2 separate regions of the Homo sapiens genome follow, and region 2 is linked to region 1. The links are chromatin contacts, found by Hi-C or POLR2A ChIA-PET in ENCODE. All regions are on one chromosome and are shown on one strand. The core of a region is the stretch at or near the end of the contact, and the rest is flanking DNA. Distances in the headings are between cores, read along the strand shown.

Region 1 (7,309 bases), core at 1,542-4,041:
GAAATCCTAAGGCCAAGAATTTCTAGCAGAGATGTATTCATCTATTTTGTTCTGATTGTAAACAGAACTATATAAATATGGGAGGAGCCAGAGCAGTTTATCAATTTCCAATCACAGTTTAAAGAAACCTGTGATTTCAACACAGCTTGACAAAACTATAGTGAATGATCTGTGAGTGATCTTTTACCATTGACTAGTTGAAGTAAATCTCTCCTTTGTTTCCTTTTACAGCTGATATCATAATTGTTTAAAATTAATATGATGTGATTAATAAGTACAATGTTTTTTTTTTTTTTTTTTTTTGAGATGGAATCTCCGTCTGTCGCCCAGGCTGGAGTGCAGTGGTGTGATCTCGGCTCACTGTAACCTCTGCCTCCCGGATTCAAGCGATTCTCCTGCCTCACCACACCCGGCTAATTTTTTTTTTTTTTTTTTTGTATTTTTAGTAGAGACGGGGTTTCACCATGTTGGCCAGGCTTGTCTTGAACTCCTTACCTCAGGTGTTCTGCCTGCCTCAGCCTCCCAAAGTGCTGGGATTACAGGCATGAGCCACTGTGCCTGGCCAGTACAATGTTTCTTAGTCACCATACAAAATCCTTTTGAATAGTGTTCTTAATAATTGTACATACAGTCCTCATTTGCATGTCTCCAATATGCATGAGTTTCAGTTACGCCAGTTTATTTAAATAATGCTGGTCTCTCAACACAGTTGCCATTTCAGTTGCCATGATACATTAACCAGTTAATTGTATAGAGTTTGTGAGCTCCTCAGGACACAGATCACTAAGTAAATAACAGATGTACATCATGGTTAGTGACCAATGGCCTCACTTCTTTCAAAGTCTGTCGGTAGCTGGTTACTGCACACCTGTTATTTGATTCATGTACATATAGCAGAGGAGGTAGTTGTAAAGGTTGAATATCCCTTATCTGAAATGCTTGAGACCAGAAGCGTTTGGGATTTTAGAACTTTTCGGATTTTGGAATGTTTATATTTACCGATTTAGCATCCCTAACAGAAATTCAAAATCCTTAATGCTCCAATGAGCATTTCCTTTGAGCTCATTACCTCATATTGGCACTCAGAATGTTTTGGAGTTTGGGGGCATTTCAGATTTTAGGTTTTTTGGATTGGGGTTACTCAACCTGTATTGCTTCCTTTCTCTCCATAATGAACTCATGTTCCAAAACATGGAAACAGTTTTTGGAACATTATATTCCAAAAACAGATAATTGGAAGAGACAGTTGGCCAATAAAGATGAAAGCATAGGCCAGGCGCGGTGGCTCACGCCTGTAATCCCAGCACTTTGGGGGGCCAAGGTGGACAGATCACCTGAGGTTGGGAGTTCGAGACCAGCCTGACCAACATGGAGAAACCCTGTCTCTACTAAAAATACAAAATTAGCTGGGTGTGGTGGCACATGCCTGTAATCCCAGCTACTTGGGAGGCTGAGGCAGGAGAATCACTGGAACCCAGGAGGTGGAGGTTGCGGTGAGCTAAGATTGCACCATTGCAGTCCGGCCTGGGCAATAAGAGTGAAACTCCATCTCTACAAAAACAAAAAACATAAAAAAAAGGAGGCAAAGGCTGTTTAAACTACTCTTGATAAAGTCTTTACGAAGAAATAAAAAAACTTTAAGACCGGGCACAGTGGCTCACGCCCATAATCCGAGCGCTCTGGGAGGCCAAGGCTTGTGGATCAGTGAGGTCAGGAGTTCGAGGACAACCTATTCAAGATGGTGAAACCCTCTCTCTACTAAAAATACAAAAATTAGCTGGGAATGATGGCGTGTGCCTGTAGTCCCAGCTACTCAGGAGTCTGAGGCAGGAGAATTGCTTGAACTTAGGAGGTAGAGTTTGCAGTGAGCCGAGATTGTGCCACTGCGCTCCCGCCTGGGCGACAGGGTGAGACTCTGTCTCAAAAAAAAGAAAGAAAGAAAACAGTTTAATTCCCAATGTTTCTAATATTTTCAATTAGAGTACTATAAAAATATTAGTTTTACCATTTAAAAAAAAAAATTCCTGGCTGGGTACAGTGACTTACACCTGTAATCCCAGCATTTTAGGAGACCAAGGGAGGTGGATTTTTTGAGCCCAGGAGTCTGAGACCAGCCTGGGGAACGTGGCAAAACCCTGTCTCTACTAAAAAAAATAAGCTGGGCATGGTGGCGCATACCTGTGGTCCTAGCTACATGAGGACTGACGTGGGAGGATTACCTGAGCCTGGAAGGTCAAAGCTGAAGTGAGCTCTGATCCTGCCACTACACTCCAGCCTGGGCGATGGAGCAAGACCTTGTCTCAAAAAAAAAAAAAAAAAATTATGCATTATAATCAACAGAGTTTTTAATGTTTTGACAAAAATTTTAAAGGCTACAGTACAACCATACTTTTCACCATTGATTATTAAGATTGTGTTGCATGATTTCAGCTTGCATGGTCATTTTTATGGTCTCACACTACAGGGCAAAGGGAGGACCTGCCTGTATTTGTGTCCACAGTAAAACACTGTAGTTGTAATTTCTCAACAGTTTTGCATTTGGCAACTTGAGATGTTAAAGATTTTATAAATAGCAAGATACCATTATAAAGTTTAAAATTTGTAACTAAAAGGTTAAAAATTCACTTTTTCTTCTTCATCCCAACTAAAAATGTAAAGCCTAATGATGTATTCCTTTTTAGACCAACTGAAGAAGAAGCTGAGCAATTACTGCAGTTGATGACGAGCCGTCCTCCTGCTACGCCAGCTGGGGTTCGCTTTGTTTCACTTTCCTTTTGTATGCTACTGGCCTTTTCTACACTTGTCAGGTACCTAACTATATAAGTTGCTCCATTTTCTCAAGGTTTACTTTTATTTACTCAATAAAATTGTATAGCATTAGATAAGAGTTTTCTACAAAAGCTGGTCTAGGTATGGACAGTCGTAGTTTTGTTTTGTTTTTTCCAATTTTTAAGAGAAGGGGTCTAGCTTTGTTGCCCAGGCTGGAGTACAGTGGCTGTTCATGGGTATGATCATAGCACAGTGCAGCCTTGAACTCCTGGCCTCAAATAATCCTCCTGACTCAGCCTCCCAAGTAGCTGGGACTGCAGGTGTATGCCACTGGCCCAGCTTATTTGTATTTTTTTAAAATAAGGATATCAGTAGCATCTGATTCATTTTATTTATCTTATATATGTACATTGTTTAAATAAGTCGAAATAGTTCTTCAGGATTTGTTAAGGCAAATAGCAGTCCTTCCTTCTCTCCTTCCTATTTTATCTTTCTTAGAAGCAGTGTCTTTCAATTCTTTTAGCTGTTTATTTTGTGTTTTACTGCTACATCTGTAATAATATGTTTGTATTTGATACCTCTTGATTTTTGCTTTTAGGTATTTTTTATTGAGTTCCCAGTATGAAAGATGAGAAATTAGTTCTCTGTCTTTTTTCTCCCTGTCCTAAACACATCCATACATGTCCTTCCTATCCTCTCATTCTCCTAGTATGGTTATAATTTAGATTAGATCAATATATAGTTGTTATGATTATGTAAGCACTACTGAGAACTCAACCATGCAGTATATGATTATTTTTTACTTCCTTGTAAAACTTGTTTTTTTTTTTTTGGATTAATATTTATCCTGTGTTTTTGTTTTTTGCTTTTAACTTTCTTGGTGTTATATGTACCATTCATGTAACCTCAAACTCTCTGCCAGCCTAAATCTTCTCTCCAGATGTTTTGACTCATTAGACAGTCTGTGAGTTTCATCTTCTTGAGGAGATTTCTTCAGGAGCATTTTGGTCTGGAATGGTTACCAGGTATACCTGGTAGTATAAAGCTCTCATCCTGGGATTGACCTTCACCATCATTTTGGAGACTTGCTTCATCTCTCCTTTGTTGGATCTTCTGTTTCTTATATCTCATATCATCATATTACCCAGGCGTGGTGGCTCACACCTGTAGTCCCAGCTACTCAGGAGGCTGAGGCGGGAGGGTTGCTTGAGGCTATGAGTTCGAGGCCAGCTGGGGCAACATAGTGCGACTCCTGTCTTTGTTTAAAAAAAAAAAAATTAAAAAGAAAACCTATCCTTTCTTTCTTTTTTTTTTTTTTTTTTTCCTTTTTTGAGACGGAGTCTAGCTTTGTCGCCCAGGCTGGAGTGCAGTGGTGCGATATCTTGGCTCACTGCAAGCTCCACCTCCCAGGTTCACGCCATTCTCCTGCCTCAGCCTCCCGAGTAGCTGGGACTACAGGAGCCTGCCACCACGCCCGGCTAATTTTTGTATTTTTAGTAGAGACGGGGTTTCACCATGTTAGCCACGATGGTCTCGATCTCCTGACCTCGCGATCCACCCGCCTCGGCCTCCCAAAGTGCTGGGATTACAGGCGTGAGCCACCGTGCCCAGCCTCTGTTTTTTTTTTTTTTTTTTTTTTAAGCTCTTTCACCCAGGCTGTAGTGCTATGGCACAATCATAGCTCACTGTAATCTTGAACTCCTGGGTTGAAGTGATCCTTCTCCTTGAACCTCCCAAATAGCTGGGACTAAGGCACGTTCCACTACCCCTGGAGAATTTTTTTTTTTTAAGAGACAGTGTTTCGCTGTGTTGCCCAGGCTAGTCTGAAACTCATGGCCTGAAACAGTCCTCCCACCTCAGTCTCTCAAACCACTGGGTTTACAGGGGTGAGCCACTGTACCTGGTCTTAGAATGAGCAAGTTATTTTTAGAGTGCTGAACAGGTTCTAAAATTCTGTTGTGTTGGTGGTTGCATAACTCTGTATATACACTAAAAACCACTCAATTGTACACTTTGGGTAAATCTTATGGTATGTATATTACATCTCAATAAAGCTGTTTTCTAAAAAGTAGAACAAGATTGAGGGGAAGGAAAAGAGGAAAGGATAAGAAAATACGACAATCATTTCAAAAAGTCCAATTCCAAATAAAAGGAGGTTTTAGACAGAACACCCAAGAAGAAAACATTACCAACAAATTTATTCAGGAAAATTTCCTAGAACTGAGAGACATGAGTTTCCAGGTTCAAAGGGCTTACTGAATGCCTAGGACAATAGTCAAAAAGAGACTCAGGCTAAGGCATATCATCCAGAAATTTCAAAACCCTAGGGATAAAAAACTAATCCTACGAGTTTCTATATTAAAAACAAATAGGCCACACAAAGGACCAGGAATCAGAATGTCAGACTTCCTGACAACACTGGAAGTTAGAAGACAATGAAGCAACACCTTCAAAGTCCTGAAAGGAAATTATTTCCAACTTAGAATTCCATACCCCATCAAACTATCAATCAGATGTCAAAGTAGGACAAAGATATTTTCAGAAATACCCAGTCTCAAAAAGAATTTACTTCACACATACCCATTCTGAAGGAGCAAAATGGCCAGGCACACTGGCTCACGCCTGTAATCCCAGCACTTTGGGAGGCTGAGGCAGGTGGATCACCTGAGGTCAGGAGATCGAGACCATCCTGGCTAACACGGTGAAACCCCGTCTCTACTAAAAAAAATACAAAAAAATATTAGCCGGTCATGGTGGCGGGCGCCTGCAGTCCTGTAGGCTGAGGCAGGAGAATGGCGTGAACCTGGGAGGCAGAGCTTGCAGTGAGCCGAGATTGCGCCACTGCACTCCAGCCTGGGCTACAGAGCGGGACTGCATCTCAGAAAAAAAAAAAAAAAAAAAAAAAAAAAAAAAAAAAAAAGAAATCATTCTGCCTTTTAGGATTTGTCTTTAACTTTATCTTCAATTCCTATTCAGTCTTTAATTTCTAAGAGTGCTTTTTTGGCTCTCTGAATGTTTCTTCTTTGTAGTGTCTATTGGTTCATTATAGCATAATTTCTTTGATATTAGTCATACTGATTTTGAAGAGATTTTATTATTTGTATTGCTTCTTTTCTCTAAGCTGCTTTTTTTCCCTGCCTTTTTTGGGTCTCTATTTTTAAAGTTAGAAGCTTTTCTCAGATACTTAATATTTATTATTATTTTTAAATTTCTATTTATTTATTTATTTAGAGATGGGGGCTCTCTCTGTTGCTCGGGGCAAACTCAGTGGTACAGTCATAACTCATTGCAGCTTTGAACTTCTGGGGTCAACAGATCCTTCCACCTCAGCCTCCCAAGTGGCCAGTGTGGGCCACCACACCTGGCTTATTTTTAAAAGTTTTTTGTAGGGATGGGGTCTCACTTTTGTTGCCCAGGCTGATTTTGAACTCCTGGCCTAAGGTGATCCTCCTGCCTTTGCCTCCCAGAGTGCTGTAACTACAGGTGTGAGCCACCACACCCAGCCAATATTAATTGTTCATATACATATATAAATATAATTTTTGAGACAGAGTTTTGCTCTTGTTGCCCATGGTGCAATGGTGTGATCTCGGCTCACCGCAACCTCTGCCTCCCGGGTTCAAGTGATTGTCCTGTGTTAGCCTCCCGAGTAGCTGGGATTATAGGCATGTGCCACCACCCTCAGCTAAGTTTTGTATTTTTAGTGGAGATGGGGTTTCTCCATGTTGGTCAGGCTGGTCTCGAACTCCTGACCTCAGGTGATCTGCCTGCCTTGGCCTCCCAAAGTGCTGGGATTACAGGTGTGAGCCACCACGTCTGGCCGATTGTTCATATTTAAGACTAGGAAATGAAAAAGCATATTAGAACCTCTAATGCATAAGTGGGTCTTTGGGAAACTCTTGGGCTGATCAGAGTTCTAAAGATTATTGTCTGGCCTGGAGAGGGAAGACCTATACAGAAACCCATAAACAAAGTTAAAGAGTGAGGGTTAAGGGCTGGTAGATATCAGCCTGCAGTATAATCGTTTACTTAATTCTCCTACTTTCAGAATGGTGCTCCAGATATACCTGGTTGTCCCTTAATTCAGATGCATGATTTTACCACCTCCAGACAATAAATCTCCAGTCTTCTCTCTGCTGAGGGAAGGGTATTCTTCTAGTTGTGCAGAATGCAGGAGGTGATTTGGAGGTCTACTACTTATATAGAATGTCAACCTCTTAATTTTAGTCTGTCTTCACTCTCAGTCCTGGAACTGCCTGGAGTAGCCTGAGCCCTTTGGGAATTCCGTGGTATAAAATGGATGGGTTTTCTCTTCTACCAGTTTAGCATTTTGCTTCCTCAGGTCTGCTGAGTCCGTTTCCATTTATCTATATATTCTCTAGCTTCCAGTATTTTGTGGTGTTGTCCCTCCTCAATATCTTATGCGTTTATGCCTTTTAAGAAAATCCCTTTAATGTAGCTTTAATGGAGTTTCAGGATGGTGTAAAATTAGGTACATGAATTCTTTCTTTTCTTTTTACTTGAAGTACTTTCTAAACAT
Region 2 (7,309 bases), core at 3,264-5,763, 190 kb before region 1:
GTGGTGTGATCTCGGCTCACTGCAACCTTGACCTCCTGGGCTAAAGCGATCCTCTCACCTCAGCCCCGCAGGTAGCTGGGACTACAGGTGCACGCCACCAGGCCCAGCTAATTTTTTTGTATTTTTTTTGTAGAGCCAGGGTTTCGCCATGTTGCTCAGGCTGGTCTCAAACTCCTGTGCTCAAGTGATCCATCAGCCTTAGCCTCCCAAAGTGCTAGGATTACAGGTGTGAGCCACCGTGCCCAGCCCTAAGATTCAAATCTAAGGAAACAGTCTGTTCACCTCGCTCCCTGGCTAGGAAAGAACAAGGCAGTTTGATTTCTAGTCCCATCAAGACTGTACACCATAGAGGAAAGGTATTGTCCCAATCAGAGTGCTTTACCAAAATAAGCCCTGTGTGGCACTAGGGCTCGAAGCCCCAACTGCCCAAAGTGGATCTAGTCCTGAGCGTCCCAGGGACTCATGCTGTCCTTCAACGGCCTCTGTGACTATCCCAGGCTCTAATCTTGAATCCTCGCTACTCCTCCAGGCCAACAGGACCACCACATGTCATTGTCCTCTACCACTGAGGCTGGGGCTCTGGATATAGTGAGAAAGTTTCCTACAATTACAATCTTCATAGCCAACAGAAAATATCTTTTGTCTATGAAGAAATCATAGTTTTTAGGCCCCCAGAATGTCATGTGGATCTTTCAGATTTCAGTTCTCCACCTGAACTCTCTAAGTGAGAGTATTTGAGTGTCTGTATCATACTCAGAGATACTTGTCCTTGCCAAAGACACCAGTGTTCTAAACTTAGGGACTCTTTTTTTTTTTTTTTTGAGCCAGAGTCTCGCTCCGTCACCCAGGCTAGAGTGCAGTGGTATGATCTGGGCTCACTGCAACCTCTGCCTCTTGGGTTCAAACTATTCTCATGCCTCAGCCTCTCAAGTAGCTGGGGTTACAAGCGGTCGCCACCATGCCCAGCTAATTTTTGTATTTTTAGTAGAGATGGGGTTTCACCATGTTGGCCAGGCTGGTCTCAAACTCCTGGCGTTGTGACTCCTGACCTCAAGTGATCCGCCCACCTCGGCCTACCAAAGCACTGGGATTATAAGCGTGAGCCACCATGCCTGGCCTCCTTAGGGACATTTTTCATCTCCTTTCAGTCAACATCAGGTGACTTCTCCGCTTGATTATACAAGCCCCTCTTCAAAAGCTGTCCCTTTCCAGTGTCTCAGGGATTTTACTAGTCCCAAAATTTTCCAGACCATTTTCCTCATGAAACGAAGACTCCCGCTCATCTTTGGCATTCCAGAAACATCCAAATTGAGTCCCTAATGTGACAGAGTTTATGTATCAGCTTGGGATAGGGTGCACAAAGCATGTTTTGCATAAGAGGCTCTTTGTTGTGTTTAAAAGGCTAAACTTAGATCACAGGCCAGGGTACATGGTAGGGGTTGGGGTCAGCTCAGTGAAGATGAATTGCTTGAAACTTCAGCTTGAATTCTGTAGCAACAGAAAGCAACTAACTTGCCTTCCTGCTGCTTATGGTGCCAGCGCTTATGGTGCCATTCTGATAAGAATCAGCACAGTGGGAGTAAGGTCAAGAGTCCAGAGGACTCACAGGGCTGAGGAATATGTGTTACCGGCATTAAAACTCGAAATGCACTTTCCCACAGAAACACTTTTATAAATAGTGGTCAGGATCTTTAGTATTATGAGTACAATATTTCAGGTACATTACGGTTCTGTGAGCTTTTGTGGGCTGGCCTTGGGGCAGAGCCACCATTTGTAATATTGTTTCTATAGGAAAACTTGTTCCCAGTTCCAGACAACAGACCAATAAATAAACTAATAAGCTGGGGATTGCCTATTTTGAAGATTTTTGCCAGTGAATACAATAGATTCACAGGCTTTTACAGTCAGTCAAACTCAGCTTATAGACTTGTGGTCCAAGATGTTGGCCCTGAGCCCAGAAGCCCTCTACTGCCCCTTTGTCCTCTCTCTGCTGAACACTTTGATTTAATTCCCCTAAACCCCTAGAGTCCATTAACCACTACTGTCTCTATCCCCAGGTCCACCTGCAGGCATTCTGCTAAGGCAAAAGCTGAGTACCTCTCATTCTAAGCTTTGTCATTGAAATGTTTCAGGATTACAAAACATTTATGCCAGGTGTGGTGGCTCAGGCCTGTAATCCCAGCACTTTGGGAAGCCCAGGCAGATGGATTACTTGAGGTCAGGAGTTTGAGACCAGCCTGGGCAACATAACAAAACACCATCTCTACTAAAAAAATAAAAATTAGCTGGGCTTGGTGGCGCACACCTGTAATCCCAGCTACTCGGGAGGCTGAGGCAGGAGAATCACCTGAACCCGGGAGGTGGACATTGCAATGAGCAGAGATCACGCCATTGCACTCCAGCCTGGACAACAGAGTGAGACTCCATCTCAAAAAAAAAAAAAAAAGAGATTTAAGGAATCACGAATGAGTATGTACCCATCTTAGAAATAAAATATCACCCGTACAGTTGAAGCTCCCGTAGCCTGTGCCTGCTCTCATGTCATCTCCCTGCTATTCCAGAAGTAATCCCTTTCCTGAAATCAGGCATTATCATGGCCATGTAACTTCTCAGCCACTCTGTTCACTAAACCTGGGCTTCCCTTCTGCTAGGATGGTAGATGTGTTGAAGGTGGGAAAAGACAGTCTGGGGAATATGGACCAGGTGATCCTGGCCCTAACCCAAGTGTTCAGGGATGGGGACTCAGCCTATATTATAGAGATGTCATTTTAGGAAGTAGAGAAAACATTCAATATGTCTCAGACCCATATTCTAGGAGGATCCTGGGAGGAGCAGGCCAGGAAGAATTGGGACAGGGTATCTCTCAAGCTGGGTTTCTTTAGCCCAGCAAATGGTCTATGTCTGGCAAGCATGAAATCAAAACCAGGAAATCAGATAAAAGGGTGGGCAAGAAAGGGAAAGTCTTGCCAGAGAGGGTACCTCTGAGTCTAACATTTCTAGACTACAGGAACAGGACAATAAGAGATCAAAGTCCATTCACTCACTCAGTCATTCAGTCAGTCATTCGACAAGTCCATCCCTGCCTGGGTCACAAGCAATGTGCTAGACATTACAGGGGAGGACTGTAAATAAGAACAAGAAATAATGTCTGCTCTTGAAGAAACTCATAGATTAGAACACAAGAGAGACACAAAAATATTACAATATAATATGGTAAGTTAGAAGATGGTGGGGGCTTCACAGGGCTCAGTAGAGCAGGCTGGGTCAGCATCCAACCCGCACAGTGGGTGTTTAAGAAATAATCCAGGGTGCAGCTTCTTAAGGAGGTAGCAGAAGTCGTGGTGGCACAGTGAAGCTCTAAGAGATGTTCTGGGGCAAAGAAAGGGGATGAGGCAAAGAAAGTCAGAAATTCAAATTCAGCCGGGCTCATGCCTGTAATCCCAATACTTTGGGAAGCCAAGGTGGGAAGGTTGCTTGAAGCCAGGAGATCCAGACCAGCCTGGACAACACAGTGAGACTCCCATCTCTACAAAATTTTTTAAAAAAATTAGTCATGTGTGGTGGTGCCCCTGTATATCCAGCTACTCAGGAGTGTGAGGTGGGAGGATTGCTTGAGCTCAGGAGTTCAAGGCTGCACTGAGCTATGATTGCATCACTGCACTCCAGCCTGGGCAACAGGGCAAGACTCTGTCCCCCCACCCACCCACACCCACACACACACAAAGGAAAGAAACTCTAATTCAATGGATGAAGACGAATTAGGGAGCAGACAGATATTTGGAATAGAATAGGGGCTAGACAGACACGACAAATGTCACCATGTGCTTGTAGGTCCTCCTGTACCTACCATTCTAGATACCACCTTCCTGATACCACCACTTGGAACCCACAGACCATTCTAATCCCCATATTTCTCTGTACTTCTGTTTCTCTCTACTTCCCCAGACATTCCATTAATATTTGTGTCCTATGGAACCCCTGTCTGTTGGTGAATTCTCCTACTTCCTTAACTTCTTCACAGAACTATCTAAAGTGGACACCTTTTTGGAGTGTCTTCCCAGCTCATCAAGACCATCATAGCATCTTCTCACCCATAATGATAGGCCTGTGGCTACCATCTTGTGCAACTGTCCAAGATACCCAACTCCCTCAACCCGTCACTCACTACTGGCCACAGATAGCTGGAGCTGATTTCTGTTATGTGCAACCAGACACCTTGCAAACTCCCTCACCTTCTAGTCTGAACTGAAACCTGGCTTTCCCCTGAGGTTACCACTTCCCCTGTACTTCTTTCGAGTAGAAGCTATTTATTCTTTCATGCCCCCAATACAGGGAGGCATTAGCAACAACATTCTTCCAGTTCCCTAAGACCCTTCTAACAATTTCTTCCCTATGAAAAACCTCTGCCCCAATGAAGTCCATGACATCCAACTTGTCATCTTCTCTCCTTTCATCTCTGTCATCCATCAGCCATATTTCTTAAATACCTGTCTCACTTCTTCTTCCTGGGCGGAAGGGAGATTTTGCTGACTTTGTAGGCCACCCACTCAATGACCCAGCTTCTTAGTTTCCTGACCTTTCATACTCAGCGTCTTCACTTCCAGTTCTCTTCAGTGGACTCCTATGGCCACACCCTGTACTTTGTCACTACCAGAACAGTTCCACCCTGCAAATCTTAAACTCTTTATCACTGTAACTATTCATCCAGCGCTCTCCCCTGACACCATCTGATGGGTTGAGGCCTCTACAAATTTTCTTTTCTTTTTTGAGACAGACTTTTACTCTTTTACCCATGCTGGGGTGCAGTGGCATGATCATGGCTCACTGTAGCCTCAAACTCATGGACTCAAGCATCCTTCTGCCTCAGCTTCCCAAGTAGCTGGGATTACAGGGGCACACCACCATGCATAGCTAATTAAATTTTTTTCTTTTTTCTTTTTATAGAGACAGAGTCTTGTCATGTTGTCCAGGCTGGTCTCAAACTCCTGGGATCAAGCAATCCTTTCCCCTTGGCTTCCCAAAGTGCTGAGACTACAGGCCTGAGCAATGTGCCTGGCCGCCTCTACAGATTTTTAGCTGTGTTCTCAGCCTATTGAATAGGCATTTTTCCTATCAGCATTTCCTTCCCTTTCATCCCCTAGCCGTCATTGCAAACTTTCAGTACCCTTCCCAAGCTCCTCACAATCAAGTGAAACTCTGTGCTGTTGTTCTCTTCATCTAATAATTTAATTATTAATATTATTCAGCAAACATTTATTACACATCCACTAGGTGCTGGGTACCATGGGTACAATAACACAGCTTTGCCAGTGAGGAGCTCACAGTTTAGGAAGGAGGCAGCTGTGATAAGACCTGGAGTTGGGGCCGGGAGGTAGAATGGGACATTTCATGAAGAAAAAAACAACATGAGCAAAACTCTGAGACAGAATTGAGTGTGGCTTGAGGGATTGAAACAAAAAGACCTGTATGGTTGGAAACAGAATGCTAGATAGTGGAACAAGGTGAGGCTGAGTGAGGGGAGAGACAGAAGATCTGCAGTTTTGGAGGTATGTTTTGCTGTAATAAAGATCTGCATTTTGATTTTTTTTTTTTTTTGAGATGGAGTCCCATTCTGTTGTCCAGGCTGGAGTGCAGTGGTGCAATCATGGCTCACCGCAGCCTCGAACTCCTAGGCTCAAGCAATCCTCCCACCTCAGCCTCCTGAGTAGCTGGGACTACAGGTGCACACCACCACACCTGGTTAATTCTTTAATTTTTTGTAGAGATGGGGTCTTGCTATACTGCCCAAACTTCCCTCAAGTGATCTTTCTGCCTTGGCCTCCCAAAGTGCTGGGATTATAGGCATGAGCCACCGCACCTGGCCACAGGATCCACTTTTGAAACAATCACTGGTAAGGGATGTGAAGTATGAGGGATTTTTAGAGCAGCGAAACTATCCTGTATGATACTGCAATGGTGGATACATGTCATACATTTATTATACAACAGGAGACTAAACCATAATGTAAGCTTTGGTTCATAATAACAGTCTTCGGTTAATAATAAGTATCAATATTGGTTTATCAGTTGTAAGAAATGTACCACACTAATTCAAGATGCTAATAATAGGGGGAACTGTGAGTGGCATAGAAAGTGGGTATAAAGGAACTCCCTGTACTATGTGCTCAGTTTTCTGTAAACCTATGAAACTGCTCTAAAAATAAAGTTCATTAATTAACAATTAAAAAATAGGCCGGGCGCGGTAGCTCATGCCTATAATCCCGGCACTTTGGGAGGCCGAGGCAGGCAGATCACCAGGTCAGGAGATCGAGACCATCCTCGATAACACGGTGAAACCCATCTCTACTACAAATACAAAAAAATTAGCCGGGCGCGGTGGCGGGCGCCTGTAGTCCCAGCTACTCGGAAAGTTGAGGCAGGAGAATGGTGTGAACCTGGGAGGCAGAGCTTGCAGTGAGCCGAGATCGCGCCACTGCACTCCAGCCTGGGCAACAGAGCGAGATTCCATCTCAAAAAAATAAAATAAATAAATAAATAAATAAATAAATAAATAAATAAGGCTGTAGAGGGAAGACCATCAGCTGCTGTGAGAAAAGTAAATTGCAGGCAGTGGAAACGTGGGCAGACCATTAGAACACTGTCCCAGAAGCCCAGGCAAGAGAAGATGATAGTGAGCCCAGTTCTGAAGAAAAAGAAGTAGATAGAGGCAGTATTGACAAGACTTGGTGATAGACTGGATTTGGGCAGGGATCAAGGGCCACTGGGGCTTCTGGCTTGCCTAATTCCATGATTAAATGACACCATTCACCAGTCATTACCGAGGACCTGGGACTTTATCAACACCCTCGCTACATGCTGGCGACCTGTTGAACACATGGATTCTCAGCATGTGTGTAAATGTGATGCTCACACAAAAGACATTTCAGCTCTGACCATGATCATTTCCTGCCAGATCTCATTTAAAAAGGAGGTTGTCCCACGAGTCTTATTCATGTTTCAACCATTAATTGAAGTAGGCAAGGTTTGCTAGTTTCTCTGGGACTTGGTATTTATTATACCAGTAACACGAGAAAGCTGAACCAGACAGCCTCTAAGGATCCTACGAAGAGGGGATGGTCTCTAGCAGCTAGAGGTCTTCCAGACACTGAAATATCTTTCATGCTTGTCTTTCCTCAACCCCTGGGCTCTCATAATGAAGAATAATACATCCAATTTGCTGGTCCATGTTCTGTTCTTGGCAGATCTGTAGTTCTGGATTCCTGCTTCGGCGTTCCAGGACTGTGACTTGGGTCTGCATAAACCACAATAA

The links. Hi-C counts contacts between places; a loop is a spot of excess contacts on that map. ChIA-PET counts read pairs that join two places held with the same protein, here RNA polymerase II (POLR2A). Pooled maps may share reads with other maps.
Region 2: a map with no recorded cell type shows a loop between it and region 1 (2.6-fold over the local background). The contact joins two enhancer-like sites. A Hi-C loop is called at or near these places in 3 of 37 single-sample maps with no recorded cell type and 8 of 50 pooled maps. POLR2A ChIA-PET finds 5 or more read pairs at or near these places in 3 of 52 experiments (PC-3, Panc1 and WTC11).

What each region holds. Positions count from the first base shown.
Region 1 is chr17:61,899,958-61,907,266 of GRCh38, reverse strand. INTS2 (integrator complex subunit 2) reads left to right here. Exons shown (of 25, transcript NM_001351695.2): 9 at 2,682-2,807. Among named protein-coding and RNA genes, the nearest start is that of INTS2, 24 kb to the left of the region's middle. RefSeq lists an enhancer at 2,641-2,950. Within about 2 kb of position 2,791, at least 4 of the 41 ENCODE cell types and tissues checked have a DNase peak (open chromatin) inside an H3K27ac peak, as active enhancers do.
Region 2 is chr17:62,096,000-62,103,308 of GRCh38, reverse strand. No RefSeq gene overlaps it. Among named protein-coding and RNA genes, the nearest start is that of MED13, 34 kb to the right of the region's middle. RefSeq lists an enhancer at 1,792-2,397. Within about 2 kb of position 4,513, at least 2 of the 41 ENCODE cell types and tissues checked have a DNase peak (open chromatin) inside an H3K27ac peak, as active enhancers do.